Linked DNA regions of Homo sapiens: region 1 is linked to region 2. A link is a loop called in an ENCODE intact Hi-C map of the cell type or tissue named here. Cell type or tissue: Calu3. All regions are shown on one strand.

The links. A loop is a pair of places that touch in the nucleus more often than their neighbours do. Peaks named below come from ENCODE experiments on the same cell type or tissue, not always from the same donor. Only the 100,000 strongest peaks of a DNase experiment are listed, where the experiment ranks them.
Region 1: a loop joins it to region 2, with 5 times the contacts of the local background. A loop is called at or near these places in 7 of 110 quality-filtered maps.

The regions. Positions count from the first base shown.
Region 1 is chr1:36,571,894-36,579,893 of GRCh38, forward strand. No RefSeq gene overlaps it. Among named protein-coding and RNA genes, the nearest start is that of CSF3R, 93 kb to the left of the region's middle. RefSeq lists a silencer at 315-609. In Calu3, a CTCF peak has its summit at 4,381 (motif pointing right); a DNase peak (open chromatin) is centred at 4,358.
Region 2 is chr1:37,172,508-37,180,507 of GRCh38, forward strand. No RefSeq gene overlaps it. Among named protein-coding and RNA genes, the nearest start is that of MIR4255, 15 kb to the left of the region's middle. RefSeq lists an enhancer at 1,248-1,417 and a cis regulatory region at 1,333. In Calu3, no CTCF peak of the experiment used is centred here; a DNase peak (open chromatin) is centred at 4,954.

The DNA.
Region 1 (8,000 bases), 600 kb before region 2:
CCAGCTGTCTCCTCACCTCAGCCCAGCTGTCCCCCACCTCAGCCCAGCTGTCCCCACCCCAGTCCAGCTGTCCCCCACCTCAGCCCAGCTGTCCCCACCCTGGTCCAGCTGTCCCCCACCTCAGCCCAGCTGTCCCCACCCCAGTCCAGCTGTCCCCTCACCTCAGCCCAGCTGTCCCCACCCCAGTCCAGCTGTCCCCCACCTCAGCCCAGCTGTCCCCTCACCTCAGCCCAGCTGTCCCCACCTCGGCCCAGCTGTCCCCACCTCGGCCCAGCTGTCCCCCACCTCAGCCCAGCTATCTCCCCGGCTTTATCCAACTACTCTCTCAGTATAAGCCTAGATGCTCCTGAACATGAGTCACAGTGTCCTCCCATAGGAACCTGGAGCCCGGCGGCTTCCCCACATGAGCTTTGCCATTCTCTCACATCCACCCACCTGTTCCTCCATCAGTTCAGGGGTTTCCTGTGCCCGCCAGCTCTTCCCTTTGTTATGCCAGTGGCCCTGCTCTTGCCCCAGACCAGGCATTCCCGCCCCTTTGCTCAGCTGCTCTCCGCCAGCAGCCGAGCTCATCCTCCTCAGGTCAGCCTCAGCGCTGCCTTCCACATCTCCGCAGCTCTTCTCCCATCACATCAGTCACGCTGTCTCCGTCGCCAGAGCTTCTCCCCTTACGTGGGTGCACTCATTCTCTTTTCTGGGCACCCTCTCAGTGAAAAGACTTTATTGGGTTCCCCCGGCAGCTTCTCTGGCATTGCTAGAGAGTGACCCCTGCTCCACCCCTACTTTCCTCAACATGGGGCCAGGGTCCTGGGTTGTGGTGTCTAATCCTAGAGTCATACCTGGCTCTTCCCTGAGAGGGACAGGGTACGGGGAGGAAGCAGCCAAGACTGGAAGGAGAAAGGAGGGTTCAGGCATCCCTGTCCCCTGAAGACAGGAGGGACCCCAGCATTGTCCCCAGTCCTTCTCGAAGCTGGGGGCAGGGTGTACCTGGTATGACCCCATTCCCAGAGCAGCAGGAGGGAGCCCAGGCATTCCACAGTCACCCAACTCCAGATAGGAGAGGTGCCCCCCAACATCGCCTGCCCGATCGCCACGGGAGCAACTCCTGGAATCATCTTCTCCACCCTCATCGGAACCCCCAGAGGAGAAAAGACAGATCCTGATTCAATATGCAAATTCAAGCAGATGGCGGAGCTGGGTGATGGACGGGCTGTCAGGAGAGCACGTCACCATGAGACATGTGTCTGTGTGATTAGTGTGGGGACACTGTGTGGGGGAGGGGCCTGGGGCTGTGTCGCTGCCTCTGGGGAGTCTGATGGGGAGTGTGGGAGAAGGGTGGACGAGGAAATGGGGTGACTTTCCACCACGGGCCAGTCAGGACCTCTCTGTGGCCAGCTCACCAGGCCTGTCCTGGCCCCTCTCAGCCAGGATGTTAATTCCACCAGGTCAGGGCTGGAACAGGAGGGGATGCATTAGTATAATCTGCACCTGTATCTCTGCTCTTGCCATCGGCCAAACAATAAAAGACACAATATTTACACAACTTACCGGGGGAAGCAATATTGGGCCATTGATTTTGTGTCCCTCGGATTTTCATGGTCTAAACCTTAATGGTTTTTAATCATAAAATATTAGTGCTGCAGGGCACTTAGCACTGGCACCTTGCTGGTGAGGGATGGCCTCCTCCCCTTCACGGCTCCAAGGGGAGCACCCCTTGGAGGAGGGGCCGATATCGCCCTGCACACACACCCAGGGCAGCAGAGCCTCCCACGTGCCTGGTGTGGAATTGGCCCAGGCCTGGGCACAGCGTGGGAGCCCCTGGAGGACAGAGCATCCTACCAGTCAGTCCCCCTAGTTCTAGAGGCAACCAGCTCCTCAAAACTGATCTGCCTTCATTAAGATTTCTTAAAAATAAAAGCTTCTGCCTTTGTTTCTCTCACTCAGATACACTTTTCACCCCATCTCTGCTTGAGGACCCCACCCCCCTGTCCTGTCTCCTAAGTGGGGTGCTGCACAAGGATCAGACCAGCTCCTATTCATTTCTGTATCTTTGGTGCCTGGCACAGTGCCTGGAACAGCATTGGTGCTCAGTATTGGTTGAATGAATGAGTAGATGTGTTAGACTCTAAAGGCAGGTTTCAAAAAGGAATTTTCCATTGACTCATTCATTCATTCAACAAATATTTATTGATCACCTACTATGTGCCTGATCTCAGAGATGAATCAGACCCAGGTCCTGCCCCCACTATACTAGATGCTGTACAGGGGACATCCCATATGCTAGGGCCTGGTGGGAGCTCAGGGAGGGGATCCTGGAGGATGAGATAGAAAGGGCTTTTCAGCAGGGAATCTGAGCCTCCTGAATGAAGCTCAGCCTCCTCAGGGGACCACTTTGAAAGCCCAAACTTGTGAGATGTAGAGATATGAACAGATCGCATGTCTAAGCCCTCTCTCATCCCAACCAGGGAGGGCTTCCTGGAAGGGGCTTCCTTGAAGAATAAGGTTTGGATGTTGTGAGTGTGTTTGTGGGAGCAGGAAGTCCTGCTGGCTCTCTGGGAGAGGCTGATTCCTCTGGTGCAGAGGAAGACATGGGTGGGAGGTGATTGTTGCTGTTGTTTATTTGTACCAAAAATGAACACATTGCATACCCCACCCAGCTTCCCCCATCCCCAGCGCCTACGGGGAAGTCAATAGCAATGGATTACACAGCGAGGGGAAGGCTGAGAGCACAATTGGAAGAAAGATAAAGATAATTAAAACTAATTCCAACTGTTCCCAGAGAAATCAATTTCATAACTTCAGTGTGTCCCTAAGCTTGTTTCTGAGGCTCTGCAGCACTGAGCACAGGGCATGTGTTTGAGTGTGTGATGTGCAGACACTGGTATGTGTATACACGGGTGCCTGTAATGCATGCGTGCATGTATGTGGCTTCATGCACATGTGTGCATGTTTGTATGTACATATGCATACTTTGTGTATGTTGGGGGGACACACAGGTGTGTTGGGCAGCAATTCCTCTAGGTCTCCATGTGGTACCAGCTTATGGCCTCACCTTTGATTCTGGAGGAGGAGGGGTGGAAAGGGTAAGAGAGTTAGGGTGGCTGGGTAGGGTTAGGTTACCCTCCCCTATACCAAGGCCTTAGACACCACCTGTCTAGTCCAACTCCCCCTTATACACATGGGGAGACTGAGGCCCGGAGAGGGGAGGCTTGCCATGGGTCACGCAGCAGGTGAGATGCAGCAATGGAACGAGAATGCTAGTCTCCTGGGTTTCCTCTACTCTAAGGACTTGCTGGCCACTGGGACAAGGACAGCCAGGGGTGGAAGGAGTGGTAGATCTGATTTTATATGGCTGGGAAGCTCCCGTGTGAATAACCCCTTAATTATCTAATTTCTTCATTCTTCTAACATAGGCTGAGCACCTGCTATGTGTTAGCCCTGTGGGTTCTCTAGCTTGTCTAGGGGACTGGGGGTTGTCATAGCTGGCTCTGAGAGAGGTTGGTTCCTCTGGGGGAGAGGGCTGCTTGGCTGTGGTGACTGGTGGATGGTGGCCTCTCCTAGTCCCTTATGGGTAAGTCTCTGAAGCAGTGCTCAGGACAGGGCCCCGTCTAAGAAGCATGGGCTGCCAAATGGCCTTCCCTGGCTGAGGATGGTTCTGTTGGCATTGCTGTCACGGCTGGTGACTTCTCACAGGGACCTCATGGTTTGCCTCTCAGGGACTTCCTGGTGTAGCCAGGAGTCCTGCCCATGCCCCCCAGCCCCTTGGTGAGTGTGCCTTGGGCAGCGTCTGATATGTCCCTGAGTTTCCCAGGACCTGGCACAGACCCCAACACACAGTAGGTCCTCCCCCAGCACAGGACTGGCAAACGAATTAGCGAACCTTTGAGGACTGAAGTGATCCCCTCCAGAAAACCAAGCCAGGAAGTTTATCACTCTAAATGAACGGTTCCCTCTACCTACCTGTGCCTGTGTCCTCGACTTTTAAATGGGGCACTATTATCCACATGGCAGCTTCAGTGAGTGTGAGACGTGGTGGCACATCACTTCGTTTCCCCTTCTTACAGGCCCTGAGCTTTCCCGTTCATTTTCCCTTCTTATAGCGACTTCATTTTCCTTTCTAACAGGCCCTGAGCTTCCGTGAAGAGGGTCACTCCATGAGCAAGGAGCCAGGGAACAGCTCATGGCCATACAGCTTCCTGGAAGTAGGGGGTGGGTGAGGTGACGCTCCCAGCGCCTCCAGGCAAGGTGTTTGGGCACTCCATCCTTGGTCCAGCCTTCCATGGTGGGCCTTGGGGGTGGGGATCCTAGAGGGCTCCTGGGCAGCGCATCGGTTCCTGAGGTGCCCCGGATGACCTCTAGATGGCAGCATTGGCGAGCGGGAGCCAGATAGGAGCTGATGGGGGTGGGCTGGGCCTGTGGGCTAAGACTGCAGCTCCTGTCCTTAAGCCCCCACCTTGTCCCATGGTCTGAGAGCAGAACGTGGGTGGGGGTGGGGTGAGGGAAGAAGGCACCTTGGGAATTCCTGGACTGGGGAGTCAGGCTGGTCCTTTCTCTTCCTGAGATGGTCCTTCTGAGAGCTGGATTTCCAGCTGTTGAATCTGGAAGTCAGCAGCTGGGCAGGACACTGTGGCTGGAACCTCTTCTCTTAAAGACCCTCACACCCTAAGGAGTGGGACCTCCAGGGGTGTGGGCATGAGGGTTTCTTTGGCAGCAGGGCAGTGGACAACCATGCGGCTAGGATGCCCAGCAGCCCCAGTGTGAGGAAACCACTTTCTGCTCTGTTCTACCCTTCTCAGCATCCCCTCCTCTCTCTCCCTTTCCCCAGGAAGCCGGAGAGGAACAGATGGGAACTGTCAGCAACTCGTTAGGGTTACAGATGGGGTGCTGGGGTCGGGGAGGGAGGAGGGGAGTTGGAGGGGGCAGAGTTCTTGGCCAGGTCCCTGTGGAATCCCAGGCAGGGCCCGCTGTGGGAGGGCACTCTAGTCTTTCCTCTCAATTCCTTTCCAACCTGGGGAGAGGCCTGGGAGAAATCCCAGGCTCTCCTGGCGGCTGCATCTGGTAGTAATCTGAAGGTGAGATGGGAGTTCAGGGGCTGAGAAGCTTGCAGGCATCCTTTGTTTTTTCCAGGGCCTGGCCTGCTGGTGCGGGCTAGATGGCAGTGCTCCTCCTCACTGCTGTCATTCCAGGGCAGCTCTCAACTTCCCTGGGAGGCTAGGGATAGATTTGATATAGGGTGGGAACTTACAGCACCCCCAGATCACAAGGGAGAGGGGACTGAAGACCATCTTTGGTCTGCAGGTGCTCTGGGGAGGAAACAGTGGGTGAGTGTAGACTGTGGGGCCCTGAGCCACCTGCCATGGCCTCAGGTGCTGCGGCAGGCAGCTGTTTATAGAAGGAGGATATTTGGGATAGGTCACTGAGCCTTGACTGCCCAGCTAGCCTCTGGTGTCTTGGCCACAAAACACTGAAGCAGCTGCACGGTGCAGTGCCTCAGTGCTGCAGTGCTGCAGTGACAGAGGAGGCCTGAGTGCGGGTGTCTGGTCTGCTACCAACTCCCGGTGACCTTCACCAACTCATTTTCCCTCTCTAAGCCTTAATTTCACCATCTGGTAAATAATAATAATAATAACAATAATAATAATGGCTCCCTTCCATTGAACACTTACACAAGATACAACATTTTGTGTGGATTATCTTATTTAATGCTCACAACCCCCCTATGGAGAAATGAAGACTCAAAGGGGGTGAGTGACTTGGCCAAGGTCACACACCAAGGGGCAAGAGATCAGACCCAGCACTGCCCGAAGTCAAGGCCTCGCTCCTCCCCTGTCCTTTCCATAGGGCTGTCTGCTCTTTCTCTGGTGGGTGGGGGCAGAGGGCTGACACACATTTCCTTTTTTTTTTTTTTTTTTGAGACGAAGTTTTGCTCTTGTTGCCCAGGCTGGAGCGCAATGGCACGATCTCGGCTCACTGCAACTTCTGCCTCCTGGGTTCAAGCGATTCTTCTGCCTCAGCCTCCCGAGTAGCTGGGATGACAGGCAGGCGCCACCACGCCCGGCTAATTTTGTATTTTAAGTAGAGACAGGGTTTCTCCATGTTGGTCAGGCCGGTCTTGAACTCCTGACCTCAGATGATCTGCCTGCTTTGGCCTCCCAAAGTGCTGGGAATACAGGTGTGAGCCACTGCGCCTGGCCCCGAAACTCCTATCCTAACGTCTCTCCAGGAGGCTTAGGAGTGGGTGAGTGGAAGAGTGGTTATCGTAGAATTCTAGATTTAGCCAATAAAAATCCAGGATGCCTAGTTAAATTTGAATGCCAAACAACAAGTTTATAAGTGTGTTCCATGCAATAGTTAAGACATACCCATACTAAAGAATTACATATTGTTTATTGGCAACCCTGGCCAGTAGAATGCATTGCACTGTGCGTTTACTAATTTCCAGGAATTGTTCTGGAGATTGGGAGATGAGGGCTGGGTGGAAGAGAGCAGAGATGTGTATGGGTCACACCCAAGCTTTGCCACTCACTGCTAGGGCTGCCTCTTCGGGCTCAGTTCCTTCATCTGTCAAATGGGAAGAAGGACCGTCTCCTCTGCCCTCCTAAGGGATGATATAAGTATCCAACACCCAGTTAGTTGTGAGTGTCTTTGAATAATCCAGACAGCCTTGCCAAGATGAGCCCTGGTCTGGTTACTGGTGGGTGCCAGCCTGAACCCAGCCTTGTCTCCACCTCCTAAGCACCCACTGGTGAGCCTCCTTGCCCACCATCACCCCCAGCTCCACAGAGGCCCACGCGGCAGGCTGGTGTCCATGAAGGATTCTCACTTACGATTCACAGGAAATCAGTAATCACTTAAACCTCCTGTGTGTGGGGGAGCCCTGGTCAGTGATAGGCCTGAGCGGCCTGTGTTTTCAGCCCAGTGCCACCATCGTCCAGCTGGAGAAGCCCCTCACTTCTTAGGGCCTCAGTTTCCTCAACTGTGGTGTGGGAGAAAAGGATGGACATCTCCGAGTTCATTGTGAGAGTCCAGAGAGATGGCAGACAGTAGACACTCAGAACACGCTGGCTCTGCCCTGTCCCCAGCTTTATCTCGTGGCCAGGGACTCAGATCACATAACCAACAGTCAGGCCCAACTCACTTGTCACCTTCATCTGCTGCAGACGGATGATAGGGTGGATAATCCGTATTTTGTAGTGGTCTTGGCTGAGGCTTGTCTGCTGGGGTAAGTGATGGGGACACTCATATGTGCTCTCATAAATACCTGGGCACAGATCCACATGCATTCAGCCCACACACGAGATACACACACCCACACAGACAGGAGGCTCCTCTAACACATCTCCTCTCGACCCTCGCCTGACTGAGCTTCGCCTTTTCTCTGTGAAACACACAGCCTGATGTCCATCCCACGCAGACCTTGCCATCCACAAAGCTGCTCTCTAATGAACTAGCCTGCGGGCCTCTGCTCCCTCAGGCTGAGTTACAGGCTTACAAAGAGTCAGTTGTATTTGTTTCCAGATTGGTTTATGCCACTAGCCCTTGTTATTGAAATTCTACAATTTAATTAAATAATAAGTACTCCACAATACTGTGAGCACACAAAAAGTTGTTGTTTCTATAAAATGAAATTGAAGTCTCTAGAAAGACTCTATAAAGGTGAATTGCTTAAAAAATTGCTGTCAAATTAGGTGTGGATAAGCAACTCTAAGATAAGATTGGGAACAAAATTGTGAAGACCTAGAAGATGTGGCACTCATATCACTTTACAAGAGTCTTCTTACCTTCTTGCTCCACTTTAGAGAAATTGAAATAGGAAATTGAGAATGAAGTGTGGGTTTGGTTTACCCAAGAAAGAGGACACAGCTCCAATCATTAGAACCACAGGCAAACCAAAGACTTTGTCCTGCTTTAGAGAAAATTCAAAAGGCAAAAAACGTATATGCTTTTTGAAATAAAATGTTGATGTTGTGTATTTTTTTTTTTTGGATATGGAGTCTCACTCT
Region 2 (8,000 bases):
AGGGAAAAGTCATGCCCAAGATCACACAGCTGGTAAGCAGCAAAGCCAAGGCTCATACCCAGATGTCACAATTGCCCACGCATGCTCTTTCTATTATCCTGTTTCTCTTCCTTCCAACAATACAAAAGCATCGCTGATAGCCAGAAAGTAATAACCACATTTACATGATTTCCCAGTCTACATACTGCAACGGATATCAAATTGTTCTTAAGTGATATGTTATTAAATAAGATCAGAGAATATAAAAATGGATTTCTGAAGGATGATAAATAAAAGTACACCACATTTATTCATTTGTCTTTTAGACACCAGCTTACTGGGCGGGCATCTGATATGCCTCAGGCTGGGTGTGGGTTCTAGAGGGATGAATGCATAGGAGGTGGTCTCTAGCCTCACCAAGCTTATAGTCTAGGGGTGAGGGGAACAGAAGAAAAAGCTCACATGCACACACACCACACATGCACATACAGACAATTGCAAATGGTGCTGAGCAGATCAGCGCTGTGAAGAAATAGGTGAGGGGTCCAGCAGAAAATCACAGGGCCAATTTATGTTTGTACGGTCACAGAAGGCTTCTCTGAGGAGGTGATATAAAAACTGAGACCTGAAGGATGGGAAAAGGCCGACTATACAATAAAGTGAGGAGAGGTGATTCAAGCAGAAGGAATCAAACTTGGATTTCTTATCATAAACAACAAAGTCAAAATATTTTAGAATTAATAGAAGCCTATTATTTCAGAGAGAGAAAAGCTATTTTATTTTCTCCCCTAATTGCTCTGCTTCTTGGAGATGGTGCTTATTGTTCAGCCTTTTTGTGTTGTTTGTCTGTATTTTTGTGCTGTTTCCTCCATTTGTGGCTGAGAAGGGCCTTTTCAGAGATTTGTAGAAGACTTCATTTCTCTTCCCAACCCCAAAATGATGGTGAGTGGAGTTGTTACACACACAGGCTCCATCTCTTCTTAACTGTGGGAGCTTGGGGAAGGCATTTCTTCTGTGAGCCTCAGTTTCTTCATCTGTATATATTGAGGATAACAAAAGCACACTATCAGAGAGCTGTGGTGTGGCTTAATTGAAATCATGTGTGTGAAGAACTTAGCACAGTGGAATTGGAACTTTGGAATTGTTCAATAAATGTTAGCCATTTGTTATGACTGTAAGCTACATGTATTCAGATTAAACTACCTTGTTTTATAAAAGTGTTGATGACATTTTCTTGCAACTTTCTTTCCATGCACATTGCAGCAAGAGCAGATCAGATCCCTTTGCGATTGTGACTGGGAGCCTGTGCTAAGAACTAGATGAGTCCTGGTAGGTGGAGCAGACTTAGGTGGGGTATGGGGAGGGCCTAATACCTGGGGCCAGAAATGAGATCTTATAAACTGGGGCCGGTATCCCTCAGGACAGAATCCCAGGGAAGGTGTCAGCCTTGGGAGAGATTACAGAATAAGGCAGAAGGAAGAATTCAAGAGAGGGAGGCCAGAGACAGGCTGGCAGAAGCCACAATTGCTGAGTTGGGCTTCTCAGGACTCTAGCACAAACAAGTAGAGACCAGAAGATTCTAGCCATTAGTGGGAAATCTAAACAGGGCCTTATTCTGGACCAGGGTGTGTGCCAAGGGGCCTGGGAGGCTGGGGACTGGCAGGCAGGGGGGCCCTCTGAGGGTAGTATTTCTACACATCAAAGAATTTCATCAGAACTTTTCCTGGTCTACCCACCTGGAAGGCTTTTCCATCTGTATCTGAAGAAACAATCATATCTGACAAGCAGACTTGGGAATCATCCAGAAGATCCCCAAAGACATTCACTTGGTCAGACGTGTTTTGATCTTCTCTCCCCATTGAATGATGCTTGGATTTTATCTTCTCTCTCCCTCTGGCTCCCCAGTTTGGTCCATAGCATCTCTCAGGACATGCCTGGGACCCACCCTAACTGCCTCCCAATATTTTGCCTCTTGGACCACGGACCAGACTCTAGGACTGCCAAAAGCATTGGCAGTTACCATCCCTCCTTCTCTGGCAGTACCCACATCCAGGCTGAAATGCTCCAAGTCCAACTCATTTGAGCTGCTCTCTCGAAGCCAAATGCAAGAAAGGCTTTTTTCATTAACTAGCTGGCCTGATTAGCATTTATTAGGGCTCCCCGCAGCAACTCTCTTAGCCTCCTCCTCCATATACTTACTAACCCCTGAGGCATCTCCACCAAGCTCTAGAGCTCCTTGGAACACCATTTGAGAATTGTTGCTTTGATCTAATGTTGTCACTCTACCTTTAGGGAAACTAAGTCCTACAGTCATGGTCTCAGCCTTAGCACAGTCTAGACCTCGTGTTTAAACCTGGCTCAAGGTTCGCACATGATAAGAACAGAAGACCAACTAGGGAGGCCTCCATTTTCATGCAGGGCTGCTCACCTTCTTTCTGCCTCTGCCTCCCCAAATCCCAAAGCTAGATTCCCTCATGGCCCTGCCTGCAGACCAACTAGCAGACAGGTCAATTCTGCAGTGAGATTCCAGATTCAGCCTTAGCATATCAGCTGGGAGACTTAACAATGAGTCACCGTACTGGTTGATCCTCACTTCCCCCCAGACCAACTCTGTTTCCTTTTCTAATCTGCTCCATGACCCGGGAATTTAACCTCACTGCTGGGTTCAGCCAATGGGAGTCATCAGCAGGGCAGAAGGAGAGGTTGGGTCATTTATTCTCTGCCCCCTTCTTGCTTTGGCACCATGTTTCTGGCAGTAGCTATACCCCTCTGTGGCTAACAGCTCTCCCCAGACCTCCTCCCTGGCTCCAGCTCTTACTGGGCCCTTTTTCTTTTTGATCCTCAGAGGAGTAGCAGCTCTCTGCTGCTGTGACTCTCGGGGTGATCATTTGTTGATTCCTGTTATTCTGCCTACACCTCTATAAGCAGTCCCTCCATCTACCTTTCTTCATTTGAATCACCTGGTGGGTATTCTGTTTCTTGCCAGGCATTGAATGATACAATCACTTTCCTCAGACTCAAGGTTCAATGTCCCAGCCGTGGTGGCTTACCTTAAGCTGTGTGTCTAAGCCTCATGCTGCACTCCCAGAGATAAGATTCTCTACAGGAACTTGGGCCTGCGTGTGTTTGACATATAGGCTCCCCTGCCCTGTCTCTGGTAGCCCTGTCACTTCCCAGCCCTGGCCTTGTCCTGATGAGAGGCTTTGCCTGGTCTCCAGCCTGTACTCTGGCCTCTCCTCATGTTGTCAAGGCCAGAGCCAGCCTCATGTCCTTGTGTTCTGGCCTCCATGCTGGCCTTGGCTCAGACATACTCCCTCTTGTGTACTTTCCATACCCTTTGATGACCCTGCCCATGGACTCTTCAACCAGTGCCCCAGGGCATGTCCAAGGTATTCCCTCTGGCTATCTTGGCTTTCTGCCCTTCCCAAGGATTCTGGGCCATGCTCAGTGACCAGAGGTGCATCTGCCTGAGGTCTTTCTTATCTCTCCAGCACACTCTGGGGCAGGGCTCTGGCTAGGCTTCCCCCAGCCTGTGTCACTCCCTGACTCACTCACTTAGCAGAGAGTCTCTGAGCATCTCCTGTGTACCAGGCCCAGCCTTATGTGGCACACAGGGTTCCTAAGTCCATCAGACCTGGCCCCCTGCCCTCAGAAAGCTCACAGTCTAGAGGGGAAAGGTCTAAAGGCACATCATTACCTTGGAGAATGACAAGCACCCTAAGGTCCAATGGGAGGAGGCTGGAGAGTGCTAAAGCTCGTCTGGAAAGTTTACAGAAAGCTTCCTTAGGGAGGTGATGTCTCTGCTGAGGCTCAAAGATCTGGTGGATAAGAGTGGCCTGGACTAGAGTGGGCACAGTTGTAGGTGGCAGATGAAATGCTCCAGAAGTGGCTAACAAGAGGCTATTGGTGACATGTCTGCCCTTGAGGGCAGGGTAGGAGAGCTAATCAAGGTGGCTGTCAGGTCATTTAGGTGGGTGGATGGGAGAGGTGCCAGCCTCTGAGAATAGGATCACAGAAGGAGGAGTGGATGTGGGGAGCAGCTAGGGGTGGGAGCAGCTATGGGTGGGCGCAGCAATGGTGAACTCAGTTCTGAAGTGCCTTGGGAATGTTCCTGGAGGGACTTGGGACACAGGGAGAGAGCTGGGAGTCAAAACCTCCATGTGAAAGCTAAAGCAGGGAATAAGAAGTGCTGCTGAGAGAGGAAGAAAGGCTGAGCACAGAGCTGATGGACACCAACATTTAAGAAAGAAGGTTTTGGAAAGAATGAGAAGGGGTGGTAAGAGAAGTGAGAGGGAAAACAGGAGAGGTTGCTGTATGGAAACCAAGGGAAGAAGGGTCTCAGGAGGGGGCAGTCAGCATGGGAGGGTGACTGGCACAGAGGGCTCGTGCAATATGGAATCACAATGGCAAGATCCTGGCTCCTCCACTTGCCGTGTGTATAACCTTGGACGGCAGTTCAAGTGGGAGACTCAGTTCCCACTACGTAAAAGCAAACAACAGTGGTGCCTTTTGGGGTGGTTCCATTCACATGAGCATGTTGTGAAGCATCTAGCACAGTGCATGCCACACTTAACATGTTCAACAGATAGTAGCTACGCCTCTGAGCATTAATTCACTCAGAGAACACTCAGGTGCACGCATGAAATGATCCTTCCTACAGAAGATGCTGAAACAAGATGAGGTCTAGTCTCAAAAAGAAAATTACATCAATCACTGAATCCATGGGAACAAGTGCCAAGTGGCATAAAAAGGAACCAGAGAGTGGCTGCAAGCGTCCTCAGGAGGCAAAAACCCTGCTGTCGCCATAGTTTGGGCTTGGAAAGCTGCAGACACGGAACTTGCCGTGGAGGAGAGACCCATGAGCCAGGACTGGAAGAACATCCAGGAGGAGGGAACAGCCTGAGCAAAGGCCCAGAGGGAGGAACTTGCACCTTCATAAGAGACTCTTGGGGCTCCCTGCTGCCCTCTGGTGCCAGGCTCAAGGGTAAATGGCTCCTTGTCTGGGCGACAAATTCACAACAGCAGCAGCTTCCAGCCCTGCACTCCACGTCACCAACAGGGGGATGTGATCATTAGGTGATTATATTTTCAAGGCCCAAATTGTTTTATTTGTTTCCCTGCCAGCTTTCATGAGGCCATCAGTCATTCCCCACACAGATAACATTTCTTATGTACATTGACAGAATAAATTACATGGTTCTCATCCGGCAAATCCACATTACAGGGGAACGTTATCTTTTGCAAAACGCTGCCCGGGCACATCATAAATCCTAACCAGGTTTATTACATCTGTCTTGTCATAGATTCATTTTATTGAGAAGTGGGCTTTTTTTTCCAGATTAATAATCACATTAATAGATGAGATTCTTTTTAGAGGATTCTTTTATTGGAGAAACCAAAGGAAGAATTTCATGGCTGCAGAGCATGGCCACACTAGTGGCTGGTGCTGTAAGACTGTCCTTGTCATGCTGACAATATCCTCCAGGATTGGGAACTGGGAACTCCTGACTCACCAGGGACTTTGGGCCAGCTCATGATCCCTTCTTTGCCTCTTATTTCAGAGCTCTTTCCAAAGAACAAATCCAGAAGCTTCCAAGATGGGATCAAAGATGTATTGGGATATTAAACCAATCAAATTAATATTTAATGAGTAACTAGCATGTGTGCAACTGACAAATCAATGAAGGAAAGAACGTTAACCCACTTGGAACAAGAAGAGAAGAATTCAGCACAGAGTCCTCAGAATTGGGCTTCCTTCCTGCCTGCCCCCCTTCAGTAGGTGGCTCAAGCGCCTGAGGTAGGTAGCCTGCTAGCTCTGAGATTCTTTCTCCTCTTTTTGTTAAGTGAGAAGATTGGTCTAGATTAGGGGTTGGAAAACTATGGCTGAAGGATAAAAACAAGCCCATCACCTGTTTTAGTAAATGAGATTTTATTGGAACATAGCCTCTCCCATTTGTGTATTGTCTATGGCTGATTTTGCACAATGGCAGAGCTGAATAGCTACAACAGAGACCTTCTAGCCTGCACAGCCTGAAATGTTTACTCTCTGGCTCTCTACAGAAGAAGTTTGCTGGCCTCTGGTCTAAATAAACTTCAGGTGGACACAGATCCCACAATTTGCAGCCAAGTTGTGGGATCTGTGCTGAAGTGCTTTAACATTGATTTGAGTCCATTGTGCTAAATGCTTTTCTTGCATCATCTTATTTAATTCTGGTTCTATTCTACAAATAAGGAAACTGAGGCTTTAAGTGATCCAGTGACTCTTCTAAAATCACCAAGAGGCAGAGGCAGAGTCAAGCTAGGAATTCAGGCCTGTCCAGTGCCAAAATCCCTTCTTTCCTTTCCAGGAAATGGCCAGGGTACCATGGAGATGTTAATTAGTGAGAATTGGGGAGACAGGAGGAAACTTCCTAGGGGACCTCAAATTTGGCACTTAAGATGTGGAAGTGTGGAGAGAAAGGGGGAGGAACTCCCGGCAGTGGGAGCCCAGGAGAAGAGGAGGGGGCTGTTATGCATCACAGGGCTGGGCCCTGGTGTAGCAGTGAGAGAATGACTTCCACCTGCGGGCTGCCATGATGGGCATGGCCTCATTTAAGGCTTACAGATGAACTCTAAGGTGGGTACTTCTACAGTCTCCACTCAACAGATATAGGAAAGAAGCCCAGAGAGGTAACCGCCAGCCCAAAGTCACACAGTGGGTGAGTAGTATTTCTTCTTCACTTATGTGGTTTTGGCAAGTTCTTTGCACCGTATCAGGCAGTCTCACCTGGAGTAAGAGAGAGAGCTGGTGGGACAATTTTGGGATAAAAAAAAAAAAAAAGTAAGATCACTTCAGCCATGGGGCAGGTGGCATCAGAGTGGCAGAACCCAAGGGGAAGGCAAAACTCAGAAGCCAATTGGAGGTTGTTAAGTTGGCTGAGTGCACCTGTCTGGGAATCATCTCTCGGACCTCTTCTCTGTTCAAATCAGGGAAGACTTTGTGTCTGAAAAAGGGTGCTTCTCCCCTGCAATAGAAAGAGCTGGGGACCTGGACCCACCCATGCCTCTTGCCTGACCCCCAGTCTGCTCCACTTCTCCACTGTGACTTCTCACAGACGGCCCTAGCATCCCCACTATGGCACAGTCCTCATCTTCCCCCCAAAGCCTGTTCCTCACGTTAGTAAAATACAGCCCCAGCTTCCCAGATGCTCAGAAAGAAAACTTTAGCCATCCCTGACTTATTTTTCTCACACTTAATATCCAATCCACTAGTAAACGCTGTTGGCTTTTCTTTCAAAATATAAATAGTATCTTATCAATTCTCCCCACTTCTGCTGCTACCGACTGGGCCCAAGACCACCATTATCTCTTGCACCAACTGGTCTGCCCACCTTGGCCCTGCTGTCCTACTCAGCCAGAGAGGTCCACTTAACAGGCAGCTTCTTGGCTCAAAACCCTCCAATTCCTCATTTTTCACTAGCCTAAAGCCCACATCCACATAATGACCAGAAAGGCCTCGCACACTCAGGCTGCAGTTACCCTCTGACTCAAGGCCTCTCTTCTCCCCTCCATCACTCTGCTCAGCCACATCACCCCCTGCCCACACAGTGCCCACCTCCCACCTTGCTGCACACCCCCAGGATAAACCCTCTCCTTGCTGCCTTCATGAATACTGTCCATGAGTTGCGCAGCCCGGCAACTCCATGCCTCTGGATGCTTGTACTAGCTGTTCCCTTCTCCTCAGATGCCCTTCCACAAGATATCCGTGGGCTGGATCCCTCAGCCCCTTCACAGTTTCACTCAGAAGTCATTCTCAGTGAGCCCTTCCTACCGGTTTATGCAAAATTCCAACCTCCACATCACCCTCTGCCTTCCCAGTCTGCTGCATTACTTTCCTCTATCATTCACCTCCATCAGGCTGTTTGTTTATTGCTCATTGGCTCTCCACTAGAATGTAAGCTCCACCAGGGCAGGGGTCTTATCTGTTTTATTCACTGCTAAATCTTGAGTACCTAGAATAAGTCCTGGCATATATATAATAA